Linked DNA regions of Homo sapiens: region 2 is linked to region 1. A link is a loop called in an ENCODE intact Hi-C map of the cell type or tissue named here. Cell type or tissue: heart left ventricle. All regions are shown on one strand. Each heading gives the region's core, and the rest is flanking DNA. Links, peaks and the distances in the headings are about the cores only. Region 1 overlaps CDK14 (cyclin dependent kinase 14). Region 2 has its middle 22 kb from the start of CDK14.

What was found. A loop is a pair of places that touch in the nucleus more often than their neighbours do. Peaks named below come from ENCODE experiments on the same cell type or tissue, not always from the same donor. Only the 100,000 strongest peaks of a DNase experiment are listed, where the experiment ranks them.
Region 2: it touches region 1 in a loop (2.2-fold over the local background); 3 of 110 quality-filtered maps call a loop at or near these places.

What each region holds. Positions count from the first base shown.
Region 1 is chr7:90,626,265-90,634,612 of GRCh38, forward strand. All of the region lies in intron 2 of CDK14 (cyclin dependent kinase 14), which reads left to right. It also overlaps the pseudogene TVP23CP1. Among named protein-coding and RNA genes, the nearest start is that of CDK14, 34 kb to the left of the region's middle. In heart left ventricle, for the core only: a CTCF peak has its summit at 3,259 (motif pointing left); no DNase peak of the experiment used is centred there.
Region 2 is chr7:90,570,465-90,578,812 of GRCh38, forward strand. No RefSeq gene overlaps it. Among named protein-coding and RNA genes, the nearest start is that of CDK14, 22 kb to the right of the region's middle. In heart left ventricle, for the core only: no CTCF peak of the experiment used is centred there; a DNase peak (open chromatin) is centred at 3,830; H3K27ac peaks cover 1,201 bases.

The DNA of each region.
Region 1 (8,348 bases), core at 156-8,155:
TTGCACCTCAGTTTTTATCAGTTCCTCCCCCAGCGCTATTTTTATTAAATACTTGATGTTTCTCTCTTCTTTGGGTATAAATTTAGAGACCCTCAGGCAGACATTTCTGAAAGGGCTCTCTTACTCAGCTGTTGTTAAAATGAAGAGATCAATACTGCCAAGCACCTCTTTTTGTTTGGCTACCTCCAAAATTCATGTTTTCTGCAGTTATTCTCTAGGATTATCTGTGATTATCTGTAATTTCTATAATTTATCTATAGATTATAATCTAAACTGAAGATTGATGCATGTATAATTCTAATGAGCTTCTCGACCAGCACTGTTCAATAGATACATAATGCAAATTTCATGTCATTAACATTTTTCTTGTAGTTACGTTAAAAACGTAAAAGAAGCCAGGTGTTGTGGCTCAGGCCTATAATCCTAGGTCTTTCAGAGGCTAAGGTGGGAGGATGGCTTGAGCCCAGGAGTTGGAGACCAGCCTGGGCAATATAGTGAAACCTCATCTCTACAAAAAAATAAAATTAGCCAGGTGTGATGTGTGTCTGTCATGTAGTCCTAGCTGCTCCACAGGTTGAGGTGGGACGATCACTTGAGCCCAGAGTTTGAGGCTGCAGTGAGCTCTGATTGCACCATCGCACTCCAGTCTCGGTGATAGAATGAGACCCTGTCTCAAAAAACAAAACAAAACAAAAACAGCAAAAAACAAAAACAAAAACAAAACAAAAAAAGAAAAGTAAAAGAAACAGATAACTTTACTTTTATTATACTTGAAAAACCCCATATATAAAAATATAATTTGGACATTAAAGTTATTATTGAGATTTTTACTCTTATTTTGTATTGCTTTAAAAATCTGCTTGTGTACTTTATTATACATCTCAATTTAGACTAGCCACATTTCAGGTGCTCATTAGCCACATGTGGCTAGTGGCTACTATTGGTCAGCACAGATTTTTTTTTTTTGACAGGGTCTCCTTTTTTGTCCAGGTTGGGGTGCAGTGGTGCAATCATGGCTCACTGTAGTGTCACCCTCCCAAGCTCAAGTGATTTTCCCACCTCAGCCTCCCAAGTAGCTGTGATTACAGGCGCATGCCACCACACCTGGCTAAGTTTTAAAAATTTTTTGTAGAGACAGAGGTCTGACTGTGTTGCCCAGGCTGGACTCAAACTCCTGGGCTCAAGCAATCCTCGTGTTTTGGCCTCCCAAACTGCTGGGATTACAGGCATGAGCCACTGTGCCCAGCTAGCACAGATCTTTACTGTAACTTTTCTTCTTACTATAAAAAGCATTGCGTTATACTGGCAATTATTTTCCCATCAAAGTGGCCTAGAAAAGAGACATGAATCTGGCCTCATGTCTTTGCTCATAATTAACACATTTCTAGAGAGATTTCCTTTGTTAGAAAAACTAATTGTGGGATTAATGATCTCAGAACGTGAATTCAACTGTAGCACCTAAACAGGTGCTACTGAAGTCACCTAAACAGCAGGCTGAATTCTTGACCAATAGTGATAAAAACTGCTTTGTCTTATGGTAGGAGTAGCAGTCAGGACAAGACTCAGCATTTAGCGAAATCCCTGGAGGGATTCTCCCACATAGGAGCCGTGCAACTCAGTTTTATGCTCCTAAAATCTACTGCAAAGCTGTGAATGCTTTTTGTTTGTGATTTGCACTTCATTTTTTTCTTCTCAATTATTATTATTTTTTGAGACAGGGTCTTGCTCTACTAGTCCAGAGTACAAGTGGTGCAATCATGGCTCACTACGGCCTTGACCTCCCAGGGTCAAGTGATCCTCCCACTTCGGCCTCCCAAGTAGTTGGGACCACAGGTGTGTGCCACTATGCATGGCAATTTTTATTTTTATTTTTGTAGAGACGGGGTTCTGCTGTGTTGCCCAAGTTGGTCTTGAACTCCTGGACTCAAGTAATCTACCTGCCTTAGCCTCCCAAAGTGTTGGGATTACAGGCGTGAGCCACCGTGCCTGGCCAGAAAGGTGATTTTTTAGGATTCTAGCTTGTTTGCTTTCCTTCCCACCCCAAGATAACTTTTGTTATAGCAGCTTGCCTGCTTTCTGTTTCATTTTTCACCCTGATTTTTCCAGGACTCCTCAATCACTTCCAAGTGTTAAAGGCCATTACTGATTCTTAAATGTAGATGGCTATGGCTGAATTTCAGCCATTGAGGGTCCATATGATCTATTCTGCCACAGTCCTTCTCAAACTTCAGTGTGGATGTGAATCACCTGGGGATCTTGTTAAGATGAAATTTGGGCCAGGCATAGTGGCTCATGCCTGTAATTCCAGTGATTGGGGAGGCTGATGTAGGAGGATCAGTAGAGGCCAGGAGTTTGAGACCAGCCTAGGCAACATAGTGAGATACCTTGTCTCTAAAAATATATATATATTTAAAAAACAACTTAGACAGGCATGGGGTTGCGTGCCTGTAGTCCCAGTTACTCAGGAGACTCAAGGCGGGAGGATCATTTGAGTCCAGATGTTGCAGGCTGCAGTGAGTTATGATCACACCCACCACTGCACTCCAGCCTTGGCGACAGAGTGAGACCCTGACCCTTAAGAAGAGAGAGAGACAGAGAGAGAGAGAGTGAGACTGATTTGATGCAGTAGGTCTGAGATGAAAGTTTGCATTTTTCACAGACTCTCAGGTAATGTTGATGACTCTGGTCCAGAGACCACGTAGAGATCTAGTATATGATAGCAAAATGCTGCTGTCTTATACCAGCCTGCAGCAAAGACATTAAAAAAAATGTAGTGAGGTTTTCCACCAAGCTAAAAGTACTTTTTTGTTTTATATATATTTTTTTAAATTCAGAGATGATTTCATTACTGCCTCTTGCTACTACGGCAATTACAAATGATAGTTATTATTAATATTTTTAAATGACCTTTCATGGCAAAATTATACAGCTGCCAACCCTACTTATGTCTCCAAGTTAATAAAAGAATTTTAGTAGTTCACAAACTCCTCAAGTCTGATGCCACCCCACCATCTAAATTAGCAGTTTATAGCTTTCCTTCATGGCATTTATAGTATTTTGTATTGACATAATTACTTGGACAGTTGTTTAATGTCACTTTCCCCACTGTGCTCTAAGCTCTTGCTCTGTATTTTTAATCACTTTGTCCCTAGTGTCTCACTAGCACTGGGTCTGGTGTCTGTCTGTCCCTAGTCAATACTTTTAGGATGCCTTTATTCAGTGGGTCTCAGTAGGAGTGGTACTGCCCTCTAATGGAGTGTTTTGGAAATTGATGGGAACTACTGGTTGTCCCAAATAATGAAGTGTGCTACTGGTGTTTGGTGGGCAGGGGTTAAAGGGTGCCAGACATTCTGTAGTGTACAGAACAGCTAACTAAGTGAATGCTTATTTGATGCCTTTTGCAAAATCTTTGAATGTCCATGTTGGAGATTCAATTGATGAAAAACCTATTTGTAATTACCTAAACCAAAAACCTAACTTGGCTGGGTGCGGTGGCTCACACCTGTAATCTCAGTCCTTTGGGAGGCCGAGGTGGGTGGATCACTTGAGGCCGGGAGTTGGAGACCAGCCTGACCAACATGGTGAAACCCCATTTCTATTAAAAATACAAAAATTAGCCAGGCGTGGTGGCGTGCGCCTGTAATCACATCTGCTTGGGAAGCTGAGGCACAAGAATCACTTAAGCCTGGGAGGCAGAGGTTGCAGTGAGCCAAGATAGCGGCCAAGATAGTGCTACTGCACTCCAGCCTGGGCAACAGAACGAGACACTGTCTCAAACAAAACAAAACAAAACAAAACAAAACAAAACAAAACAAAACAAAACACCACACACAAAACCACAAAAAACAAAACAAAAACCCAACTCCATTTAACATTTAAAGACAACTATATTTATGTATGTCCAGTTTTAATACACATACAGTCATGCATCACTAATGATGGGGGCACATTCTGAGAAATGTGTCATGAGGCAGCTTTTTTGTTGTACAGACATCATAGAGTATATTTACACACACCTAGATGGTATAGCCTATTGCACACCTAAGCTATATGGTATAGCCTATTGTTCCTGGGCTGCCTGTATAGTATGTTACTGTAGGTAGTTGTAACACAATGGTAAGTACTTGTGTATCTAAACATAGGAAAGGTATAGTTAAAATATGATAATATAATCTTATGGGACCAGAATTATATATGAAGTTTTTGTTGACTGAAATGTCATTATGCAACACATGACTGTATTCTGAAATTTTCAGAAATGCAGCTGCTGAGTACTTCAAAAGTTGTACTTTGACTTATTAGCAACATTACAAAGTAACGTCTACCATTCTGGCAAATCCCATCCTTAGTAGCAGTGATGTTTGTGGTATTTGAATTATTATGTATATAACTGCACTAATACACGTTTGTAGGAAATATGATGGTTATGTATATGTGTGTGTGTACATACAAATTTAGCCCTTATTCTAAATTATCCAATAAAAATTGTTGAGAATATTCAGGTGAATTTTTTTTACTTTTTTAAAATCCAAATTTACCCATTAAAAGTGGTTGCAAGCATCTCACTACATCATTAAATCATTTGGTGGTGTTATCTCTGAGTATTTACATCTTGGGGTGTGTATGTGTGTGTGTGTGTGTGTGTGTGTGTGTACCTAAATCACACATATGAAAGACAATAAAAGTTAATCTCTTTTATTTTCTTTTTATATTACATTTTGGACTTTATGTTGTTTTTCTTTCTCTGCATGCATACCATCTCTGTATATTACAAACACTTACTATCAAAAGGTGGTGGTACTCTGATAGGATTCAGAACCCCCCTTCTCATGGAAGCAGCATGGAATCAAGGATTTCTGCCTTCTGGTCTTGGTTTATTTCTCTAAGCTGCTCACATAACTTTTCTGAATTTGTTGGGTGATCTACATTATCACTGATAAGGTAAGTCATGATGTGATAAGTCACAGCAGATGTTTCATGAATGACTGGACATGTAGAAAATGCCTTGCTTACATGGTGACTCTTAGCCAGGGCTCCTCAGAAAGGCAGACTGTCCACCTGAGACCCACCGTTCTGCTTCACTTGCATTTTCATTTAGGGAGAGCAGACCACCTTGGAGGAAGGGATTTGGCTAATGATAAGGTATGAGGTAGAGTGGGGAAGTATGGTAGTGGTGGGGTAGTATTAATGAGTGAATAAAAGCAGAGTATGTTTTACCTTTCTGGGAAGCAGTTAAGATCCTTAGACTAGGGGCCACTATTGTAAGGATTTTTTGACAGTTCCATGTTTATCTGTTTCTTAGTGATTAACAACCAAACCCATGAAGACTTATAGACTGGGGAGACTTTTGTGTCTTGTTCAGCAGTTGGTTTGGAGTGGACCACAAAGCTCAGAGGCAAAAGAGTAGTGCACAGTGTACACAGTTGGTACTAAGAAAGGCCCTCGGGGACTGGGTTACGAGGTTTCGCAGCAGAAAGTCCCTTCAAGCACATGATTTTAGTCTGCCTAGATCTGGCTAGAATGTTGCTCATTAATTGGAGCTAGAAAGATACAGGAAGCTCAAGGGTAAATGGCACTGGAAAAAGGTCACTGAAGGTGAATCCATTTAAGATGAAGATCAAGGAACTAGTGCATGGCTGCCATGTTGCAGCAGGACAGTAATGATGACACTGAAGGTGTTTCACCCTTCAATGCAGAAGAGAAGACAACTTAGTAGACCAAAAATGCTTCTCAGAATAGGGGATTAAAAACAATAGACCAAAAAAAAATTAGACACCCAATAGCGTAATTTTTCTGTTTACTCTTTTGAGTGCATGCAGTTATAATCCATCTTCTCTGTGAATTGCTCAGCAGCAGCTATACTGCGTGGATGGTGACAGTTCTCTTGTTGCCATGTGATTTGGGGGCAGTGAAGACTGTCACAGGTAGACTGATGGTGGACCTGCATTGGTGGAATCATACTGATGAAGATGAGAAGAACCACTGGGTGTCCAGGAAGAGCCACTGGGAGTCCAGGAAGGCATCCCCTCAAGATAACAAAACTGTCTCAGAGGCTGAATCAAGGATCTTTTGGTTGGGATTTATTGCCTGTTCAGTGCTGTGGGTGGTAATTGCCTTTAGTGCCCTCTTCTTTTTTGGAGTAAAGTGATTGGCAGTGGTTATCATGGGTGTGGCGCTGCAAGATGCCAACCTATATGGTTACATCAGGTATAAAGTTGGCAGTAGAAGGAATTTAACCAGCATGGCTATCTTGTAGCCTGGAAAGCAGTTTTTAAGACAAAACAGTAAAGATAATCTGACTTCCAGACTAGAGAGAATGCTCTTATATCTTTTATTATACTGGGGAATGAAGACATTTTTGACACCGAACCTTTTAGTGCCCAGTCCATGTTGTAATGAGGAGTGTTGGCTCTATTTTTCCACTTAAAAGCTTTACTTGTTTTAAAAAAGGAAAATTAGTTTTTATACTTTTTATTTTCTTTCCAGTAGTTGGGGCTAGAAAATATGTTGTCACTAGAAACATTGTGAAAATTTGTCTTACAGGCTGGGCACGGTGGCTCACACCTGTAATCCCAGACCTTTGGGAAGCCGAGGTGGGCGGATCACCTGAGGTCAGGAATTCGAGACCAGCCTGGCCAACATGACGAAACCCCATCTCTACTAAAAATACAGAAATTAGCTGGGTGTGGTGGCACATGCCTGTAGTCTGTAGTCTCAGCCACTCGGGAGACTGAGGCAGGAGAATTGCTTGAATCTGGGAGGTGGAGGTTGCAGTAAGCCGAGACTGTGCTACTACGCTCCAGCCTGGGCGACAAAGCGAGATTCTGTCTCAAAAAAAAAAAAAAATTGTTTTGCAGTGTACATAGGTATGCACATAGTCATATAATATCAATATGTCCCAAATTAATGAAAATGTGTTCATTTACGTAAGTATGGAGACTTTTGCATTTTGATTCATAGAACATGAGAGGATGTTAGTCTGTCTCAAAACTCTGTATGTTTACATATTATTTATGTTGACTATTTTCAGAAGTAAATTTTGCTTCCATGATAAAAGTGAGCATTTTGGCTTATGCGTAAGTTAGAAATAATTATTAATTTTTAATATGTACCTCATGGTAAAATTTCTTAGATATATGCAAACAATTAAAAACCAAATTTGGGTCAGTGGTGTTAACTAGTTTCTGAAATTTTGTTTATTTTTATTTGTAACAATTCATTGACTTAAGGCCCAATTAATACAAATGGAATCACCATAGTTTATGTTTAAGGAATACACAGAGATTGCTACTGTTCCATTTATTTTACGGTAAGGATAGACAAATTTTACCTTGGAGCTTCCTACAAGCTGTTCAGTGTTCCTTGAGCGAATAAAATCTATCTTTTGTCTCTAAAAGAGCATTATTCATATGTCATAATGACAGTAATCATTTAAATACTTGGCATAATAAATGCCTAAAAGACATTTTATTTTATAAATCTTTTTTTTTCTTTCTATGATGGGTATATTGTAAATCATGCATTTGTATTAATGGTATTTCTTAAAGCAGTAGATGTAACTGTAAACTAAATCAGTCTACAAACTATTCTAGGCACCCATAGATTCTGTTGTAGGTACTGTAAACTTTGTTGGAGACTTTAGTCGGCAGATTATGTTGTGAATATATTTGTACTTTGTTAAAATATTTTAAAAGATGTTTAATTGAATACGTGTCTTTTTTGGACTAGTAGCTGTGAAGGTATAAAACTTTATATTTGTATAAAATTGCTGTTTATAGAGCAAAAGAAAATGAAGATCAAAAATTTATGGTTAATATGCATAGAAAGTTTGATTAGAATTGAGTCTTTTTGTTTCTTTTATGATTTTCTTTTTTTTAATTATTATTATACTTTAAGTTTTAGGGTACATGTGCACAATGTGCAGGTTAGTTACATATGTATAAATGTGCCATGTTGGGGTGCTGCACCCATTAACTCATCATTTAGCATTAGGTATATCTCCTAATGCTGTCCCTCCCCCCTCCCCCCACCCCACAGCAGTCCCCAGAGTGTGATGTTCCCCTTCCTGTGTCCATGTGTTCTCATTGTTCAATTCCCATCTATGAGTGAGAACATGCAGTGTTTGGTTTTTTGTCCTTGCGATAGTTTACTGAGAATGATTTCCAATTTCATCCATGTCCCTACAAAGGACATGAACTCATCATTTTTTATGGCTGCATAGTATTCCATGGTGTATATGTGCCACATTTTCTTAATCCAGTCTATCATTGTTGGACATTTGGGTTGGTTCCAAGTCTTTGCTATTGTGAATAGTGCCTCAGTAAACATACGTGTGCATGTGTCTTTAT
Region 2 (8,348 bases), core at 288-8,287, 56 kb before region 1:
TTCTTTGTGTTATAAATATTTATTGTCAATTTAATCCTCACAGTAATCCTAGGAGGTAGATGTTATTATTCCTGCATTATAGAGGAGGAAGGTGAAGCTCAAGGAGGTTAAATTGCTCCAAAGTCTACAGCTACATGATAATTACAAAAGCCACTATTTATGTTTTGCAGAGCTTGACCCTATGCAAAGCACTTTAGATCCATTAGGAAATTTTACCCTCCGTTGTAAATCACATTATGTCCATAATACAGATTAGGTGAGTGAAGCATCTTGTCCAGGGGCACATAGATATTAACTGGCAGTGTCAGAATTCTGAGTCAATTTTGTCTGACTCAAATCCTTGCTATTCTCACTCCCCTCTGCTGGTTCCCAAGGGAGATGGGTACAATTTCTGTTACAATTTCTTTTTCCATCTTGAACTTCTCTTCCCTTTTGCCAATGTTCATTCAATCATTCTGATCTTTCTCTTTGATAAAGGGCACAAAATCAAATGTGAGTAGACAGCTCCTTTGTCACCATATTGCATTGCATAGTCAATCTCAACAGTGGGTCTGTTCTTTCTTTGATCGTTTTCTTGTCTAATGTTTAATTTTCTCTGTTCATTGTCTCCAGATATTTTCACACATGCAGTCCTAAAATATCTTAAAAAGTAATATATTTTAAAATTGATGCATAAAATTTATCATTTTAATTTTACATTAAAATTTTATAATATAAAATTTTTTATATACAACTCTTTTACCAAGAGTTGTATATACTTACATATATATAATTTCTGATATAACTAATGACATCTAAAAAATAAATATCACATTATTCGTTGATATCTATACGGTGAGATCTAAATAGTATAGCAATTTGATGCCTTATCCTACTTTCTAATTTATTTTTTATTGTATGTATTTATGGTATATAGCATGATGTTTGGACATACATATATCCAGTGAAATGATTACTACAGTCAAACAAATTAACATATCCATCACCTTCCATAGTTACCTTTTGTGTGTGTGTGTTTGTTTGTGTGTGTGTTGTGTGTGTGATATGAGCACCTAAAATCTACTCTTAACAAATTATCAATGTATAATATTAAGTATAGCCATCAGGCTGTCCATTATATACTTTTAAAATATACATCATAAAGTTCTTCTTTACCTGCAGGACATTTTCTTTTGTTTATTTACTCCTTGAAATTATATTTCCATTCCACTTCCTACTATTTTTTCTACTTTAAAGAATTTCATAAGTACATACTTCTCCACAACAAAAATATGTAAAAAAATGAAAATAATTTTAAATTTCCTGTGATGGTTCAATTCTGTTAGAAAATTCTACACAATTTCTTAAAACCACATAAATATATTACAAATATTGATGGGTAATTATTAAACATAAAATGTAAGACTGCATTGGAATTGCAGTTCTTACTGAGATGGGTAGTATTTTCCCCCCATATACCCATGGTAAATATACCAGGAATAGCATCAGTGCTATGATTTGGTTGCTACAGGTGCTGAGAAGCTTTTCAACTAAATAAATAAATGGGAATGAGAGTTTTGTTATGGCAATGGGGCTCAATTCTTTGAATTCTTGTTCAGTTACACACCAAAAATTATATGGTAATCTATCATCAAGATGGTTTTTAGTGATCTCTCCTCTGTGGACTTGATTAGAAGTCTTTCACTTTGGTGAAAAGCAGAGAATTAGAATCCATCTAACTTGCAACAGGATTAATTATCCCATCATTGCAATCATTTTTTCCCCTTTTTTGAGTGTTCTAGAGGTTTTTGCACCTGAGGCAATGCATTCGTAGGCTTGGGATGAGTGTGAGGTATGCCTTTCTATATTATCAAGTGATAAAAGCAAGATGATTGGGCAGGGGAGATAGGAAAGGAGAACAGCCCGATGATGACCACAGGACAAGCTTATCAGAAAACCTATTCCTTTGAAACTATCCATGCCCACTTACCCCTTAGGAAAACTCCACATACCTTCCCTCCTCTGCCTGAAGACTGCTGATCTGTAGACTTCACTCATTTGGTGCTATAGCACCTTGGCACTGTGGATAAATGTTGAGGCTGATCTCCTACATTGTCCTGTGGGATGGCTTTTTTTCTCCTCCCATTTTTAGCACATATTTTCTTAAACTTTCAACTCTTTCAAAAGCTTCTTTAGTTAGCCATGTGTGGTGATGTGTGCCTGTAGTCCTAGCTACGATGGAAGCTGAGGCAGGAATGATCACTTGAGCCCAGGAGGTCGAGGCTACCGTGAGCCATGATCATGCTACTGCACTCCAGCCTGGGTAACAGAGTGAGACCCTGTCTCAAGAAATCAAGTAAAATAAAATAAAATAAAATAAAATAAAATAAAATAAAATACAATAAAAAATAAAGCTTCTTTAGGGCACTATAAATAAGACAGCAACATTTGTGCACAGATGTTTTATAATCCTGGCCAATTCAATTTTAAAAAAGAAATAAAAAGAGAAAGAAATAAGGAGAGAAAGGATGAAGAAGAAAGAAAAAGAAAGACCATAAGGAGTAAAGGAAGAAAGAAAGATCACAAATACTCTTGAAGATAGAGAGGAGAGTTACAAAAGGCTGATTCTGTATGGAGGGGCTGTACATGGTATATCAGGCATGTGGGGATTCAGGTTTCTCTTTCCACACGTATACAGACATTGACTGGTTACCTCTGTTCAGCATCTGTTCCTCGCTTCCCTCAGCAAGAGTACCCCCAGCTCATTCCCAATTATCTGGCTTTTATGATTGAGCCCATGTCAGCTCCATGAACAAGACCTGATTGCTGACCTAGGCCAATCAGTATATCCCATACTCCTGGCTATAGGAATTGATTGGTTCAGTTAAGCAAATAGTCCAGTCCAAGAGATTATGCTCATGCTTCTATGGAGAAAGAAAGCATACATGCTTTAAATATATCCGTTATTGGCAGAGAGACGCTTTCTTTGCTGCTGGACATGAGTGTGGAGATGTAGCACCAGGAGCCTCTGGTAGCCATCTTGCAACCATAAAGGCAAAAGTGTCTTAATTTTTTTTTTTTTAATTTTTGTGGGTACATAGTAGGTGTATATATTTATAGGATACTTGAGATGTTTTGACATAGGCATGCAATGTGAAACAAGCATATCATAGAGAATGGTATGCATCCCTTCAAGCATTTATCCTTTTAGTTACAAATAGTCCAATTACATTATATAAGTGACCCAACGCTATTGGTTTCTACTACAATTTTTTTTTTCAATCTTGAGCTTCTCAAAGTTCTTGGCAGGACCAAGAAAGAGAAAGAAACTGCGTGCCAGTCATGGTTATTTGACCAAATCAACCTCTATCTGATCCAGATAAGTCCCCAAATATTCTGTTATGTGAACCAATGAAATTTCCTTATTGTTTTTCAGTTTTAATGGGATTTCAGTGACTTGCAGAAAGAATGATAAATTATATAAAAAGTAATAATATAGTAACTCACTGTAATCAGAATATCTCTGCATTTATTTTTACTCTTTTTTTTCTGCACATATTGGGATTCACAGACACATGTTTTGAAGAAAGCATAGCGTTGCTTAAAAACAATGAAAAGCCACAGACCTAAAAAGAAAAAAGAAAAGAAAAGCCATAGACTTAGATCTTGATTCATGTCAGGAAAGATACTGGTGTTTATGGGGGTCAATACATAGCACCCATCTTTTCTCTACCTCATCTCCAAAGCCACTGAGATCTAGATCAAAATGTGAATATTCTTCTGATGGAGCTGCTGCAGTCATGGCGAGCTTCCTAATAGTTCAGACCTAGCTGGACTTTCTCACCCAGCCACAGGCAGCACCGAGCCAGCACAGGCCTGTTCTTGGGAAACTAATGATAAGGGTGCATAAACAAATGAAGACTTCATAGACAGGCTGACTTTTAAGAGAAGAGAGAAAGGAGGGGCATGGCTACAGTACCAGTGTCTTATCTCAGCCAGTATGTCAATCCTCTTACCCAGAATAAGATAAGAATAGTCAGGGGCTGAGAGTCAAGAAAGCAAATGTACAAAAATATGTAATGAGAATTGTGGCAAATACTAGAAAGGAAACAAACAAGGCCTTGTGAGAAAATAACTGGGCAGGGCTGCTTTAAAAGGGATAGCCCAGCAAGGCTCTATGAGAGGACATTTAAACTGAAGCCCAAAGGACGAAAAGGAAACTGTCATTCAAATGGGGGAGGAGATTAGAGACAGGAGAGCATTCCAGGTTGAAAGATCCTGCAAATACAAAGTCCCCAGGGTGGGGATGAGTATAGGCTAGGGGTGCACAAGGTGAAGCCTTTAGGCAAGGCTGAACCATGCCTTAAGTGGGGATCAGGTGTTTGGATTTTGTTCCAAGTGCAATGGGGAGTTGTTGAACCATCAAATAGGAGAGTGACATGAACTGATTTATGGTTTCAAAAAATACCTTTGGCTGTTCTGAAAATGAGCTGGGCAGGTTTCAGAGCAGAGACAGGGAGGTCAGTTGGGAGAACATTGTAGTAGCCCAGATAAGAGATAGTGGTCTAAAGCAGTGCCAGTGGATATACGCAGAAGGTAATGGGTCTGAGACATATTTTGGAGTTGGCTAGACACAGTATGCTGATGGATTAAATATAGTTGACTAAGGGGTGCCTAGATTTTTTGCCTAGAGCAAAAACATATATTATTTCCTCCCTCCCTTCCTTTCTTTCTTTCTTCTTTCTGTAAATAAAATGTACAAGAGGCCATTGGTTTGGACTTAACTCCTGCACTAAGCCCAACAGACCAAACCAAATGGAGTTACTCGTGCTGAAGTTCCAAGCCACCATGCTGAAATTAATCTGTTTATCTGAACTTCAGAGAAATCAGGGGAAAGAGAGATAATAGCCAAATCCCCAAACAGGCCAGTTTTAGCTAGCATGATAAAGAAGTCACTTCTGCTTTAACCTTTACAAAGAAAGTAACTATGAAATGACCAATCCACTTTTTATTCTCAGTTTCGTTTATTCAGCCTATAAAGTCAATCTCTTCTGCTCAGCTCCTCGGAATACCAATTCTATTTTATAGGGATTGCCTGATTCTGGAATCACAAATAAAAGTCAATTAGATCTTTAAACCAAACTTGTGATTTTGTCTTTGACCCTTCCTTTTTTCCTCTTTTTCTTCTTTCTTTCTCTTCCTCTTCTATTCTTCTTTGCCTTATTCATATTTTTTTGTATGAGAAGAGTACATCAATATTTCATGTACAGACATGTTAAGTTTGAGATATATAGTCGAGATTCAACTATAAGGATAAGAGATTCTGGAGTTTAAAGGAGATGTTTAGTTTGGATACATATATATATATTTGGGAATTATCAGCAATTACATGGCATTTAAAGCCACAGGAATAATTGAGAGCATCTAGGGAGAGGGTAAAAGAAGAGAAGAAGTGCAAGGAATCAGAAGATCTCCAACATTTAGAAGTCTAATAGAAGCAAAGGAGCTAGAAAGGAAACTGAAAATGCATAGCCAGTTGGGTAGGTGGAAAACTAGAATATAGCCTCATGGAAGTCAAGGGAAGAGCACTTTAAAGGAGGGGGTGGCCAACTGTATCATATGCACAACAAGAACACGGTGAAATGAAGACAGAAAGATCTCTTGCATTTTGTCCCATGGAAGTCTTAGGTTGCCCGTAACAAGAGCAGTTTTAGTAGGGGAAAGAAAGATAATCATAAAGAGTTGAAGAATGAATGGGACGGGGAAAGGATGGTCTCATCAACAAATAATTTTAGGATATTTGGATATCTATTGCAGAAGAAAAAAATTAGACCCTTATCTCATACCATATACAAAAATCAACTCAAAATGGATTGAAGATTAAACATAAGACCTGAAAATATAAGACTACTAGAAGAAAACATAGGGACTTAGCTCCATGACATTGGTTTGGGCAATTACTTTTTGGATATGACCCCCAAAGTACAAGCAACAAAAGTGAAAATAAACAAATGGGATTATATCAAACTAAAAAGCTTCTGCACAGCAAAGGAAATGATCAACAGCATGAAAAAACAACCTATATAATGGGAGAAAATATTTTCAAACCATACATCAGCTAAGGGGTTAATATTCAAAGTATATAAGGAACTCAAAAACTTACTAGGAAGAAAACAAATAACTCAATTTAAAAAATGGGCAAAGGACCTGAATAGACATTTCTCAAAAGAGGACATACAAATGATCAACAGGTATATGGGGGGAAGAAAAAAGCTCAATAACACTAATCATTAGAGAAATACAAATGTAAACTACAATAACATATGACCTCACAACTATTAGAATAGCTATTATGAAAACGACAAACGATAACAAGTGTTGGTGAGGATGTGGAGAAAAGGGAACCCTAGCACACTGTTTGTGGGAATGTAAATTAGCACAGCCATTATGGAAAACAGCGTGGAGATTCCTCTTAAAAATAAAACTGCCGTATGACCCAGCAATTCCACTTCTGGGTACATATCCAAAGGAAATGAAATCAGTATGTAGAAAAGATATCTGCACTCCCATGATCCCTGCAGCACTATTCACAATAGCGAAGATATGGAATCAACCTGTGTTCATCAATGAATGAATGGATAAAATATATGTGGTATATATGAAAAACTATTCAGCCTTAATAAAGAAGGAAATCCTGTCTTTTGTGACAATATGGATGAACCTGGAGAACATTATGTTAAGTACAGTAAGACAGGCACAGAAAGAAATACCATATGACCTCACTCATATATAGAATCTGAAAATTTGAACTCATGGAAGCAGAGAGTAGAATGGTGGTTACCGAGGGTTGTGGAGGGAGAGAGGTTGGGGAGTTGTTGATCAAAGGACACAAAACCTGAGTTAGACAGGAGGAATAAGTTAAAGAGATCTATTGTATAGTGCGGTGACTACAGTTAATAACAATGTATTGCATGCTCAAATGTTGCTAAGAGTAGATTTTAAGTGCTCTCACCACAAAGAAAGTGAGATAATGCATATGTTAATTTACTTTATTTAGCCACTCCACAATATATACATATTTCAAAACATCATGTTGTACACTGAAATTTTTAAAAAATCATTAAAGCACCCAAAAAGCCTATAAAATAAAAATAAATAAACAATAATTTAAATGAAGAACAAGAATGAATGGGAGGTGAAGAAATGGAAACAGAGCTCTAGAAAACTCTTTTTGATAGATTTTGCTGTGAAGGGGGAGTTGAAAAGCTGTAAATAGAAGGAAATGTGGGGCCAAAGGAGGTGTTTGTGTGTTTCTTTGCTTGTTTAAAGATGGGAGATTCTATGGCTGTCTGTTTGCTGATGGAGCTGTGATCTAGTAAGGTGGGATGTAGTGACATGCAGGAGAGAAAAGGGTAAAGCAAAGAAGTGAGGTCTTCGAGAGGAAGGGAGGAAATAGTCCAAAGCACAAAGATTGAGACTGAAAATTGAGAGTGAAGCCTGCCCTTCGCCTAACTGGAGAGAAAAAGAAGGTAGAAGCAGAAATGAGGCTGGGCATGGTGGCTCATGCCTGTAATCCCAGCACTTTGGGAGGCTGAGGCAGGAGGATAACTTGAGGCTAGGAGTTCGAGACCAGCCTGGGCAATATTAGCAAGACCCCATCTCTACAAAAAAATTAAAAATTAGACAGGCATAGCTGAGTAGCTGGAGCTACAGGCGTGCACCACCTGTGTGCCGCCTGCTCTACAGGTGGCACACACCTGTAGTCCCAGGTATTTAAGACACTGACGCAGGAGGATCACTTGAGCCCAGGAGTTCGAGACTGCAGTGAGCCATGATCGCTTCACTGCACTCCAGCCTGGGCCACAGAGCGAGCCTCTGTCTCAAAAAAATGAAAAGAAGGCCAGGCACAGTGGCTCACGCCTGTAATCCCAGCACTTTGGGAGGCCAAGGCGGGCAGATCACCTGAGCTCAGGAGTTTGAGAACAGCCTGGCCAACATGGTGAAACCCCGTCTCTACTAAAATGCAAAAATTAGCTGGGTGTGGTGGTGTGTGCTTGTAATCCCAGCTACTCAGGAGGCTGAGGCAGGAGAGCTGCTTGAACCTGGGAGGCAGGGGTTGCAGTGAGCCGAGATCACGCCACTGCACTCCAGCCTGGGTGACAGAATGAGACTTGATCTCCAAAAAATAAAATAAAATAAAATAAAATAAAATAAAATAAAATAAAATAAAATAAAAAAAAAAACAAAACGAAACAGACATGAGCAGGCAAAGAAGATGAGTGAGGTTCTGTCTGATTTTCTATTTTCTTACTGCTATCCAAGGCCTAGGATAGAGTAATATAGCTATATCACCCTCAATAATTACGATG